Linked DNA regions of Mus musculus: region 2 is linked to region 1. Evidence: chromatin contacts called from ENCODE Hi-C or POLR2A ChIA-PET data. All regions are on one chromosome and are shown on one strand. Each heading gives the region's core, a stretch centred on a gene start or an enhancer-like site at or near the end of the contact. The rest is flanking DNA. Distances are from core to core; before and after follow the strand shown.

What was found. A loop is a pair of places that touch in the nucleus more often than their neighbours do. ChIA-PET counts read pairs that join two places held with the same protein, here RNA polymerase II (POLR2A).
Region 2: a map of T-helper 1 cell shows a loop between it and region 1 (3-fold over the local background). The contact joins the promoter of Agpat5 here to the promoter of Mcph1 in region 1. A Hi-C loop is called at or near these places in 3 of 37 maps with a recorded cell type or tissue (T-helper 1 cell, regulatory T cell and v-Abl transformed pro-B cells). POLR2A ChIA-PET finds 5 or more read pairs at or near these places in 2 of 5 experiments (Patski and embryonic stem cell).

The regions. Positions count from the first base shown.
Region 1 is chr8:18,591,588-18,598,769 of GRCm38, reverse strand. Mcph1 (microcephaly, primary autosomal recessive 1) reads right to left here and starts at 3,639. Exons shown (of 14, transcript NM_173189.3): 1 at 3,135-3,639; 2 at 1,756-1,847. The coding sequence starts at 3,174.
Region 2 is chr8:18,844,212-18,850,783 of GRCm38, reverse strand. Agpat5 (1-acylglycerol-3-phosphate O-acyltransferase 5 (lysophosphatidic acid acyltransferase, epsilon)) reads right to left here and starts at 4,505. Exons shown (of 8, transcript NM_026792.3): 1 at 4,006-4,505. The coding sequence starts at 4,224.

The sequences.
Region 1 (7,182 bases), core at 2,390-4,889:
GTGAGGCCTGGAATCATATCTCTGCACCAAAGGGGTATAAAGCAGATGTGAACTGGTTTCTCTCATGTTTCATTACAGGTTTCAAAGCCCTGTAGAGCACCTGTTTCAGGCATGCGCAGGTGTTACTTTTGTAAACTGGTTTTCTCAAGACACCAGAAAAGAGCCCAGCTGCGCACCGGGGACATTCTCCCCAAGGTGTTCAGCAAAGTTACCAGACAACAAGCGGCACCTGGAGATGTCTTTCACAATGGTGTGGGATACTTACTAGAAGCCTTAGGTGAGGATGTGATAAAATCCCACACTTGGGACTGAGCTGCCACAAACTGCGTCTAGACAGAGGCATGACCTATACGTTGGCCCTCCCGAACTCCAATTGGTGTGCCACATGCTTGTGTAACAAGGCATGCTGTATACACATGCCTTTGTGTATACAAAGGCATGTGTATACACAAAGTCCCTGTCTTACCACAGTTTTACTTCGGACTGTTTCATTTTGAGGAGGCCAGCACTGCCCTAATACCACCTTACTGCACCCTAATCCCCACCCTGACGTGAGGAGTTATCCTGTCTCTCGCTCATCCACTCAGCCTGTCAGGGAGTCTCACAAATGGCAGTAAGCAAGCAAAGGGTCTGCGGTGGCTTCCTGCTTGTCAACCTGATTATATCCAGAACTGGAAGGCTCACCAGTGATGCTAATCTGGAGGCTGGGAGATACAAGTTTCTGACCTGGATCTTGGCATGGAGATCTTGAGGCATAGTGGCTTATGAATTCCAGATTAAAACAGGGAGATCTCTGAGTTCAAGGTCATCTGGGATTAAAGGCTTGGTGGCACACACCTTTAATCTGGGCCACACCTTCTGCTGGAGACCTAGGTAAGGTCATTGGAAGAAGGAAGATTCACTCTCTTTGTCTGCTTGTCTTGTGGGACTGAACACTGGTAGATCCTTGGACTTCCGTTCACAGCTGGATCTCAAGGAGGCATTTCCTCACCCAAAACTCCTTTCTCTGTGATGACTCCAGCTTGTGTCAAGCCAGTATAGCTTCCTATCAGAGCAGTCTGAGTTTACTATCTCCATTTCTTCCTAAGTCAGGAATCTCAGACTCACCTTGAACCCTTTTGTCCTTTAAAAAGAAAGTGAGCTAGAGCAATCGCCTCATAACTGACAAGCCTTAAGCACATCTTACCGTTCCTTAAGGCTCTGCTGTTCTGAATCCACACCTCTTAAATTCTTTCATACTTGCTTTTGATATTCTCCTGACAATTTTTTTTCCCTTTCTTGTTCCCAGGTTGGTGGTCAGGCCATCACTGGTCCTTAAACACTCCTCCTCCTCCTCCTTTAGGACTCCTCAGGATCTGAGTAAGGTTCCATCCTCTGCTGACCCCCACATCAGTCTACAGATCTGACTGCCTCAAGCTCCAGACATGAGTAATCAAATGCCTATGAGATGTTTCCAATATGCCTACGGTCACAATCTTCCCTTGGAAACCTGCTCATTCTCCTGCATCTTTACTCTCTCCACTGCGAGTACCAGCCCTCACTGAACCAATGCCAGACTCAAGTCTCCCACTAGACTCCTCCTAACACAATGCCTCCAAGACTATCTCCTCTGTAAGCACTGCTGTCCAACTTGTATTTGGTTGGTTTGTTCTGCCTCCTACCACTCACCCACTGCTAAGTCCTTCGTGTTCTAAGGAACAGCTCCCATAACGAGAAAACACCAGGTTATCAGTCATTTTGATATTAATTTCTTACCGTTGCCCCCATATCCTCAAGTTGCTTTGCAAACGTCCTTGAGTAATTCTCTGTCCCTTTGGAAGACCATACTTCAACATAGGCCACAACATCTGAAAATAAGCAAGATCTTAGCAGGAACCACACACTAGGAATTGCACACCCCCTCCCACAATAGATTCTTCTCTTGTTCTGTTTATTTTAGGGAAAAAAAAGTGAAAGTTTCCTATTACGTGAAGATTTCTTATTACGAATCTATTCAAAACATCATCCTTGCCATTTTGGTAGTATTTTAAATCTTCCTCATCCAGGAAGATTTATAATTATCCTGGATTATGCTTTCTGTAAAGAAACAGATATAGTAATCATTCCAGGCTTTCTGGCCCAGACTATCTTCCAATAACACGATTCTATGGCCATAGCATAGTCAAGCTAATACAGTTCAGTTCTAATAAATTATTTATATGAAGTTGGGTATCTTAGCACATAGTGATTATAAAGTAGAGGCAAGAGTTCTACGCCAAAGCATGTGGTGGTGGTGTATCCCTTTAAAACCAGTATTTGAGAGGCAGAGGTAGGCAGATCTCTGAGGTCAGCCTGGTCTACAGACTGAGACAGAGTTTCCAGGTCCAGGAAGGCTAGAGCCACAAGAGAAACTTTGTTACACAAGCAAGCCCACACCCCCACCCCACACCCCCAAACCAAATTAAAAAACAGAGATAAGTCAGCCTCAGCTACATAGCAAGTTGGAGGCAAACTTGCTTTCTAAAATAATAAATAAAAATTTAAATATATATACACATATATGATATAAATATAATAAACACATAGCTATAATAAATATAATATATAAATATATAAAATATATTTATACTTGGAATCTCCTCACCCAGGGTCCCATGTTCTGAGCACGTGTTAGCACGACAAAAATACAACAACAACAAAAAAAAAGGTGAGCTCCACAAGTGTCAGGCAGCTCTACTCAGGTAGGACCCTCCAGAGGCCATCACACTATTACCAAATTCTTACTTTTCCTGATCCCACAACTGCAGAGGCCATAGAGGCAAGAGGATCCCAGAAAGCTAAGACAGGAGCCTATCCTCCCGCCAGCTCTCCAGGGCTCAGCCTGCACCGGGGTGGGGTGGGGGGATTGGGGAACACATAGGGGTCGATGAAGGTCACAGGGTGAATGTATGTGGGGTGTCCACACAGGTGGTCGGGATCCTGAGTGAGGGGACTCCGGGTGTGAGGGAACCTAGGATGTGAGAGGACCTCGGGCGTAGGGAGCCCTGAGATGGGATGGGACCTGGCCTGGGAGCCGATCCCGGCGGCCCAGGCAAGACAACCAGGCGCTGGGAGCCTAGACCCCAGCCCCCTCCCTACTGGGCGTGTCTCCTCACCTTTCAGAAAGGCGCCCCCAACGCCTCCCGAGGCCTCCATGACCCGACCAGCTTGAAGCTGCGGGACCGAGCGTGCGCCGGCAGGAAGGCAGAGGGGTGCGCATGCGCAGGCCGTGCCCCCTGGGCTCGCCGCGTCAGGCTTAGGGGTGTGTGTGTGTGTGCGCAAGGGCTCCGGGTTCCCTTCCCTCGCCGAGAGCGCCCGGCTCAGTGACACACGACAGCCGAGACCTGATCGCTCACGGGCGGCCCTGAAGCTCTCCGGCGACCTGGCAGGAGTCAGCCCGCCGCACCGCGGCTTCAGGGCGCAGGTCAGCGCCGCGGTCGCTTGTCCCCGCAGGGTTCGCTCGTCCTCGTTGCGCAGCGCTCGGTGACCGGGGAGGGGACCCACCCGTGGGCCCTGCCTCAGCCCTGCACCCTGGAGCGCGAGCGGGACTGCTGCAGCGTCCGCGGGCCCTCTGGGTCTTCAAACCTCCCGCCCGCGAGTCTGCGAGGGGGCGGGTCGGACGCGGGCCCGCCTCCCCGCGCAAGGGCTGCCGGGAGAGGGAGGAGGACGGAGCCGCCTAGGGAGGACGGAAGCCAGGGAGTGCCTGCTCTTCTGTAGATAACAGTATCCTTTCGTCGCCTTAAGCGCCGGGCGTTAAAAACAAAAACAAAAAAACCACCCAACTGGTTTGGACAGACAGGTTGTTTTGGGTTTTGTATTTATTTGTTACACGTGTGAGTACTTTGCCTGCTTGTACATATTTGCACCACGTGCGTGCCTGGTGCCAGTGGAGGTCACTAGAGGGCGTCAGATCCAATTACACATGGTTATGTGCCACCATAAGGGAGCCAGGGACCAAATTCGGGTCCTCTGCTAGAGCAAATGTTCTTAACCACTGAGCCATCTCCTTAGCTCCTGGTTGGGTGTTTAGAGAGATGGCCTTGGTTTCTAGCTCACAACACTCAGCCCTTCTCCCGACTCAGCCTTCCCCAAGAGCTAGGATTACAGACTGGCCCAGCAATTTGGCTTTAAAAAAAAAAAAAAAAGATAATTTATATAGATATACACACACATATACATATATATATATTTCAAAATTATTTTAAATGTACATATTAAAATATATAATATATATAATTTTAAAAAGCCAAATTCCGAGTGATGAGCTGTTAATGGGAATTCACGAATTGAAGCATCTTCACTAACACAGTGGGAGAGCTTTCACTAGGCAGTGCAAAGAGAAACTCAAGACAAAATGGCTGCTTAAGGTGCCCAGTAACATACCACAGTGTCTGCTGGCCTCCAGGCTTACGTGGTACCTGTGGCTCCTTTTAGCGTTTCTCAACCCACCTCCTGCTCTAAACTTCTCCAGCTCTTGGGCTTCAGTTCCCCAAGCTTCTCATTCCTATATAACCCCGCCATTTCAGGCTGGTACTTAGTCCTACTGACCCTCTCTCTCTCCCCCCTCCCCTCCCCCTGCTCCTCCCCCTTTCCCTACCCCACCCTCTGTCCTCTCTTTTGCTTTTCTCTCTTCTCTTCCACCTTTCTTCCCAGTGCCCACTCCTCTCATGGCCTGACCTACCCTGCTGGCCAAGTCCGATAGAGAGCTTTCTCTCCCTTCTGTGGACTTTTCCAGATGCCTCAGGCTGAACTCTCCCTCCGATCTAAATAACCCTCCCCTCGGCTGTATGCTCTCACTTTATACAGGCAGTAAGAGCAGGACTAGGATTCCTGAGAAGGGAACACAGAATCAGAACCATGGCTTGGTTCTCAGACTTCCTTATTTGGCTATCTTAGGTGAACCGGCATCTTATCTCCTCTTACTGTTGGGACCCTTTGGGTTCTCTAACCTTTCACTTAGATTCCCTGCCACTCAGCATGACTGACTCCACTTTGGTTTGATCAGCTTTGCTGGATGGACATGGTGTGCAAACTTAGTCCAAAGCAAGGGCCTCCCAGAATCTTTTGTTGAATCACTACTAATAGGTTTTTCTCTGCCAGAAAAAAAAAAAAAAAAAAAAGCCAATTCAAACCAAATTAAGAAGTTTAAAAAAAAAATGTAGGTTTATTTGGGAATGGGCTCCTGGGAAAGTTCACTAGGCTCAGGACAAGACAAGAAAATGTCAAGAATAGACTATGGCTGGAGAAGGTTTTTTTAATAGATTGTAGGTGAAGGAAAATGACATGTCTGCCATACGCTTATGCCCTGGTATGGTCATCTAGGGTAAGGGGCTTGGGTGGCTGGTGACTTCTGGTGAGGTGGGGTGATTAGGACAGCTGTCAGGAATGTGGGACTAGGTTTTTGCCATTTTTTTCTATTCCGAGGCTTTCCAAATGGTCCATTGTTGGAGAGGAAGAGAAAACTGGAATTTAGGGACCACGTCAGGGAGGGGAGGAAGCCAGGGACTCCAGTCAAACAGTTTCTCCCTCTACATACACTCTCTTTCCCTCAGAGGACTTGAGTTTCACTCCCAGCATCATTTTTTTTAAAGATTTATTTATTTTTTTTATTATATGTAAGTATACTGTAGCTGTCTTCAGACACTCCAGAAGAGGGAGTCAGATCTCATTACGGATGGTTGTGAGCCACCATGTGGTTGCTGGGATTTGAACTTCAGACCTTCGGAAGAACAGTCGGGTGCTCTTACCAACTGAGCTATCTCACCAGCCCCCCCAGCATCATTTTAACAGTTTCCTATGCCATCCTCAGTAACCCTTGGTGAGCCTGAGCCAAAAAGAAAGAGTGCTGGCCTAGTCGGCTAGCCCCATATGGGCAAACCTGTAATCACATTTGAAAAATGGGCTTTTAGTCAACTGAAAAATGGCAATATATAGGATAGATCAGAAAGAATGAAGGACATGTGGCAGACATTGTGGATCTCCATGAATGGCTTATGGGAATATTTTCCCCTATTTATGTGTTTTCCCTATGTCTTAGTCAGGGTTTCTATTCCTGTCCAAAACATCATGACCAAGAAGCAAGTTGGGGAGGAAAGGGTTTATTCAGCTTACACTTTCATACTGCTGTTCATCACCAAAGGAAGTCAGGACTGGAACTCAAGCAGGTCGGAAAGCAGAAGCTGATGCAAGGCCATGGAGGGATGTTCTTTACTGGCTTGCTTCCCCTGGCTTGCTCAGCCTGCCCTCTTATAGAACCAAGAGATGGCACCACCCACAAGGGGACCTCCTCCCTTGATCACTAATTGAGAAAATGCCCTACAGCTGGATCTCGTGGAGGCATTTCCCCAACTGAAGCTCCTTTCTTTGTGATAACTCCAGCCTGTGTCAAGTTGACACAAAACTAGCCAGTACACCCTATAATCCTGAAGTGTGTTTTAAAAGGAAAGATTAAGAATAACCTGTCAGAAAGAGAATTAATAATTTTTGGCTGATATGACCCTAATCTCGCTCACAGAGGCTGGAACCAGTTGGATATTCTTTCATAGTTATGTACACATCAGTAGCTCGTCTTGATGCTCTGACAGAAATACCAGACAAAAGCAACTTAAGGAAGGAGGTGTTTACTTTGGCTCACAGTAAAAGGCGCACAGTCCATTTGGGCATGGAAGCCATGGTGGCAAGCATGTGAGGTAGCTGGTCACACTTTATCTCAGGAGGAAGCAGAGAGAGAGAGAGAGAGAGAGAGAGAGAGAGAGAGAGAGAGAGAGAGAGAGAGAGAGACACTGAGACTGTCTCTTTCAGTCTGGCATCCTAGCCTGTGGCCTGATGCTGTCCATATTTAGGGCTGATCCTCATACCTCATAATCTAGATAATTCTTCACAGAAACACCCAGAGATTTGTTTCAACAGTGGCTCTAAACTTTAGCGTGTTGGTAAGATTAAACATCACAGGCCTGGGGATATTCAAGCAAGAATCAAATGGATGAATGAATGTATTCATCAGTCTCTTACTCTGATGAGGGCTGCAGTAATAAAAGACCATAAACTGTGGCTTGTAAACAGTAGAAATTTGTCTCTCAGGTTCTATAGGTTGGAAGTCCAAGGACAGGCGCCTACAGACTGGATGTCTGGGCTAGGCTGGTCTCTGTTTCACAAATGACACTT
Region 2 (6,572 bases), core at 3,256-5,755, 250 kb before region 1:
GGTCTTCATGCTTAAGCCGTCTCTCTAACTCCACATCAATCTATCACCCACCCACCTACCTACCTACCTACCCACCTACCCACCTACCCACCTACCTATATATCTGTTTGTGTATGGGGTTGACTTGAGCTTGTGCTTGTAGAGGTTAGAAGACAACTCTCGAGACTAGTTCTCTCCTTCTACTATGTGGGTTCGGGGATCAAACTCAGGTCATCAGACTTAGTGACAGGTGCCCTTGACCACTGAGCCATTAGACTGGCCCATTCACATTAACTTTTAATAACTTAAAAAAAAATTCTAAAAGGGCTATAGTGATGATTCAATAGGAAAAAAAAATTGCTCTTCATCAGTACCTGATTTTGAACCACAGGTGCCCATGTCTAAGAGATGTTGAGCATGTCTGCACATGCCAGTAATTTCAGAACTTAGAGATAGATGGGCAAATCCCAAGAGTGTGCTGGCTGGCTAGCCTCACTGAAAATGATGCGCTTTTGGTTGAGTTGAGAGACTCCAAGGCAAGGCAATAAGCATAGAACAATAGAAGAAGGCAACCCACATCCTGCTCTGGACTCCCTGTGTGCACACAGGGCCATGCTCACCTGAACACTCATGTACATGCAATACTCACACAACACACACACACACACACACACTCTCTCTCTCTAAATATCAAAATGTTAAAGGCAGTGTGGTGGCTAAGTTTTGTAATGCTAGGACCTGGGATGCTGAAGTAGGAGGCTTACTGTAAGTTCAAGTGAATTTAAGACAACCTGAGCTACTGAGTGAGACCCTGTCTAAAAATATATATATAAACAAACAAGAAAAAAAGATATTTCATTTTTATTACAACTACTACAGTCTCTGTGAATATTCATCTAGAATCTTTGATTCTAAACCACTAAGCCTGAAATAATCTGCTGTGTTAGCCTTAAGAAATGGGCTTTTCACAATGTTAAAGAGACTTTTCTTTTCCTTTTTTTTTCTTTTTTTAAGATTAAAAATATGTTTGAAGTATATATACTGGAGGTAAGGCATATATGCCTGTGAGGGCTAGTATCCATGGGGGTCAGAGGTGTCAGACCTCTGTCCTGGAGCCAGAGTTACAGGTAGTTGAGAAACAGCCATTGTGGGATCTGGAAACCAAATCCAGGCCAGTGTAAGAGCAGACTGTCCTCTTAACCACTGACGTCTCTTCAGTCCCTAGTCCCTCTGGTCACATTCTAATGGATTTCAAGTTAGCAAAATGAGCAAAACTTACAAAGGCTGCATTACTTCCCCTACAGATAGGGGAACACACTGCTCACTTTCAGTACTAATAGGAGACCCGAAAGGCTCTAATATTGGTGTGGGCAGTTAGCAGATGTAGCTAAAACACTTGTCACACAAGCCTGAGGAGCCCAAATTCAGAGCCTCAGAACCCATACAAGGCCAGACACTCATCTCTCTTTTATGGAGTGCTCCTACAGTGAGATGGGAAGCAGATACAGGACAGAATCCAGAAATTTAGAAGCCAGCTAAGCTGGCACACACACAGTGGTAAGCAAGAGACCTGACTCAAAGTAGAAGGTAAATACCAATACCCAAGGTTCTCCTATGACCTCCATGTCCATGCCATGGTACATTTGCCCCACAATCACGGATATGAATATTTATGTGCATGCAGTACATTCATTCACACATACACACACACAAAGATTTTTTTTAACTTGAAAGGATACATGAATTACTCAGAATTTTAGCAAAAACGAAAACAGAAAAGAACCTACATTTGCATAGAATCCAATGCAACGCCTTTAATCCCAGCCCTTGGGAGGCAGAGGCAGGCGGATTTCTGAGTTCGAGGCCAGCCTGGTCTACAAACTGAGTTCCAGGACAGCCAGGGCTATATAGAGAAATTCTGTCTCAAAAACAAAACAAAACAACAGCAGCAACAACAAAAGAATCCAATGCAATGTCCACACAATCTGCTTTTGAATAGCAAAGGAGGCCCTCACCCTCACCCTCTCCCTCTTTAAGTGGAATTGGTTGGATACAGCTGCTTGAACACTGCTCTCCACTGTGCACATATTCTAAAACCATTACAAGTAAGATTATAGGCAAGTGGTGGCGCACGCCTTTCATCCCAGCACTTGGGAGGCAGAGGCAGGTGGAGTTCTGAGTTCGAGGCCAGCCTGGCCTACAGAGTGAGTTCCAGGACAGCCAGGACTACACAGAGAAACCCTGTCTCAAAAAAACAAAAAAACAAACAAACAAAAACCACAAAAAACAAACAAAAGATTATCCCTATAGCTGGTGACCTAAGGCAGAAGACAAGCTCACATCTCAAACTCTTGTGACCAGTGATCAGCTAATTACTTTGATTTTATTTTGATCCATATTACTGCCTAACCACATTTCTCCCTCATATGTAAACTGTTCAGTACCGCCATGAATCCGTTTTAAATTTCATATAACTAAAAGAGTTTAATCCAGACATGGCGGTACATGCCTTTAGTCCTAACACTCTGGAGACAGAGGCAGGCAGATCTCTGTGAACTTGAGGCCTGTGAGGTCTACATAGAGTTCCTGCCCACCAAGACTACAGTGTGAGATCCTGGTTTGCTTCTTTTTTTTTTAGAGCTCATTATTGGAAAGAATAGAAGAACTCATTTTTTTCCTTCTCTTCTCCTTAATCTTAGTTTTAAGGCGTTAACTTAAAAGCCCTAAAATCACTTAGAAAACAGCTGCTGTAGCCTGGGTGGGGGGTAATAAGGTTTGCACTTGACTCCCCTCAAGTGCGTGTCCTCTCTCCCAATCAATAAACTCACTAACTTTGCTTCATTCTGACTCATCCTAACGTCTCTGCAGCAAGAATATAGGTGGCACTTGAGTAGAGGTCCCTGAGCGTCTGAGGGGTACTTGTCATGTGCAAGGTCAGCAACTTTAAGTTGTGCTCCCCGCTGTCTTGTCCCTTCTGCTAGTGAAATTAAATACTTATCCACGATTAGACCATACATTCACTTGACAAACTTAGTAAAGTAAGAGGGAGGTTTGAAACCATCAGTGTGGGGGTTCCTAAAAATTCTGAATGAAATCCTATTCTAAAAGTCAATTTTTCAGAAACCTTGATGTGCAACAGTGATTTTCCTATTCCCTAGGAAAACATTTAAAAAGATAGTGATTCAGAGAGGTCTTAATTCCCTACCTCAGACATAATCTCCAACTGGCGCAAAACTCAGTAAGGGATCCAGTCGCCAAAGTACCCCCCTAACACAGAATGAAAAGAACTGAGAAATGGGGGGGAAAGTCATAGATACATCTGGGAGAACCCAAACAGAGCTCTTCTTTGAAACTGAAAACCAAAAAGGAAGTACAACTGTAGGTTTTTATGGGATGTCATATAACGAATTCACATTAGGAGAGCTTTCTACTCTTTATTGTTTTCAGAGTTCAATCTCCACGGGGCGGGGGGGGGGGAGGGAGGGGTGGAAAGAAAGAAAGAAACAGTAGCAGGAAGAAAGCAATCTGACAAGAGATCAGCCCACATTGAAGCCCAGTCCAAGCTGAAGAGAACTGTATCGACAGTGAGGCTCCTATTGTAACCAATGTATTCATTTCCTCCCTAGGCCCTCGCTTTCACCCGGGAGGAACCCAAGGCAGGAGTCGTCCTTCACAGCTGTCACTTTGGTCAGCGCCTAGAGGTCTTGCTAATCTAAAAGACCTCGGAAGTGCAAATGAAGCCAGTCCCAGCATCACCACCTCGGACTCAGTGCCCTACTTTGGCAGGCACTGAGATGGGCAGTAACAGCCGGCCCGGGGCGGGGGTGGGGCGGACCCGGGAACACACTCAGCCTCAGCAGGACGTTCCAGAAGGAACCCCGAAGTGAGAACCAGAAACTTCCCCCCGCGGCGGGAGGCCGTGAGCTGCGGCACGTGCTCGCCGGGCTGCGAGTGTTCGCCCGGGTTGCAAGCGCCGCCCCGGCCGCGGGGAGGGCTCGCACGCAGCCCTGCGCGGCCGCGCCTCACCTGGACCCCGGTGTAGTTCTCGAAGAAGAAGAGCACCATGTTCTGGTAGACGCAGTAAAGCCGGTCGTCCACGCGCTGGTACAGGCGGGCGGGCATCAGCGCGGAGAGCACCCGCCACAGCGTCCAGGCCAGCAGGTAGGTGGGCGCCGAGCCCAGCAACAGGACGCTGGGGAGCAGGTAGCGCATAGAGTACGTGTGGAGCACCAGGGACAGCAGCATCCTCTCGGCTCGCCAGCCGCGACTCCGCCTGCGTTGCCCGCGCGGCCACCAGGACCTCAGCCACCGCCGGCCGCCCGCCAATCACTGCGCGGGGCCGGCCGCGCCGCCGCCCTCCGCCCTGGCTCCGCCCCCAGCATGGGCCGCGGGGGCCCGGGACCCGGCGGGGACAGTGACGGCCTCTGCTCGCCGCCTTGGAAAGGGCACGCCTCGGCTTGCCGGGCGCACTCGCCTCGGGGTGCTCGCTTTGCTCCGCGCGACCCGTGCTTGTCAGCGGGGAGGCGGGGTGAAGCAAGGCTCCCGGGTAATAAGGCGCCTCCTGATTGGCCGACTTATGGGCGTAATACGTGTTCTGATTGGCTCGGTCCCTTGGCCTCGTCACGACGCATGCTCGACTGCGAATGCTGGCTGGGGATGAGCCCGGGAAGAAGTGAGGTGGTGGGTTTTGGCCTGTGCTGGCGTGCGAGAGCTGCGTGGAGACACGAGGATGCTTCCTGCAAGACACGCGTGAGCCGACTAAGTCGTGGAGCACAGGAGGAGCTCGATGCCGCAGGTTATGGACAACTGCAGCGTCTTCGCGTGCCGGAGGGCCACCCGTGCCCCCACGTGCATAGGAAGCACACCTTCCCTCCTCTTGGCTGTTGCAGAATGAGGCTGGGTCCGTCTCCTGTACCCTTGGTTCACCTTTCACGGGACTGTCACCTCCTTGTATTAAATCTTTCAAAGCCTTAACTTTTGCCCTTTAATAACCTCTTGCTCTTTAACTTGTTTCTACTGTGCGTTTTCCTAATATCCTACATTTCTTCTTTTCAATGTGTAGGAAAGTATTTCCCTATACATGTAGGATCCATAAGTTCTCTTCCCTCCAGAAAACTAGAATAGTTAAGTAACAGCAAAAACTTATCCAGGGGCCCAGGTCCTTTCACTGCCCTAACTAGTGGAGACCAGATAATTCTATACAAGAAGGTATAGAAGGAAACAGGTCAGTGCGCACGCTCAGATCTGTATAAAGTACGTTTTAAATATGTGGGTGTGTGTGTGTGTGTTGGTTTCTCTAAGTGACCCTAAGGTCACTTATTCTGCCCCTAGTTTTCTCCCTTTCCACACCACTGACGCCTGTGTCTCTGCTTCCTTGCCTTGGATTTCCCTTCATCTTTTGCCCCATGTTTCTTTCCCATCACCTCTGAGATGCGCTTCATAAGGCATACAGGTGACTCCTGTCATTAGCACACTATGTCAGATGGACGTGCTTAGGAGTTTACACGATATCAGAATGTATTGAATGACAATAAATTTCACTAAGTACAGTGGCTTCGCTGGCACCAGAGAGGCCCACTTTACTCTGTAGCCCTTGCTAAGGGAAACACAGGTTCTTTTATTGCAGTCTTAATTACTAATATTAACTCTCAGATCACACATACATCACTCTGTAAGTATATCTCTGTTTACATATGCATATATAGGTTACAGTGACTACAAAGAGTTAGAAAGAAGAAAGGAGTTTTAAAAGCCTTGGGAAGCCAGTGCTGGAGAACTGACAGGGCTATAAGAGTGTCTGTCACGATAACATGAACCACAAACCCAGCTTTAGGGGAAAAGCAGCTGTTGGTGGGTCACAGATATGACAAACTGTCCAGTTTAATGAAGATGCAGAGGTAAAAGGGCAGGCAAAGGAACTGTCAAGACAATTCACTGTCAGTTCAGCAGACCAGTCCAGACAAAGGAATTGTTTGACAGATAGACTGTAGATTCAGATTGGCAAACAAGAGTTCAGGAAGACAGGAATTGAGGTACACATCAAAAAAGAAGGGACTGAGCCAACCTGAAGGTCTCTGGAAATTCAGGGGTTCTCTCTCTGTTGGCCTATGACATTCTGCAAATAGTCAGATGATCCATTTGTGGGAGCATTTACTTGACAATGTTAAGAGTCAACTTTTGTCAACAGAAAAACAAGGTACCTGAGGGCCCCCTCTCCTTTCCCAACCATAAAGTTTCAATTTTCTAGGAATGTCTGTAGAAATTACATTTGTAAGGAAAGGACATGTGGCTTTTCCCTTATCAGATTATAACCCTGTCTAAAACGTCTCTGGGGCCACCTCATGTTTTATCAGAAGAGAGGAGACAGTAAGATGGTTCTGAACATCTGTACTCAGGATTGACAAACCTTAGTGATTACAGAGCCCATGTGGTGGAAGGAGAAAGTGAATTGGAGATTGTCCTGTGACCTCTACAGGTGTCCATGGCATGCACCCATACACACAGATAGCTGTAAAACTAGACAAATAGGAAGGTGTTCTGGTGACTCTTAGATGCACAATCTGAGAACCACTATAGCTTATCTGGATAATACT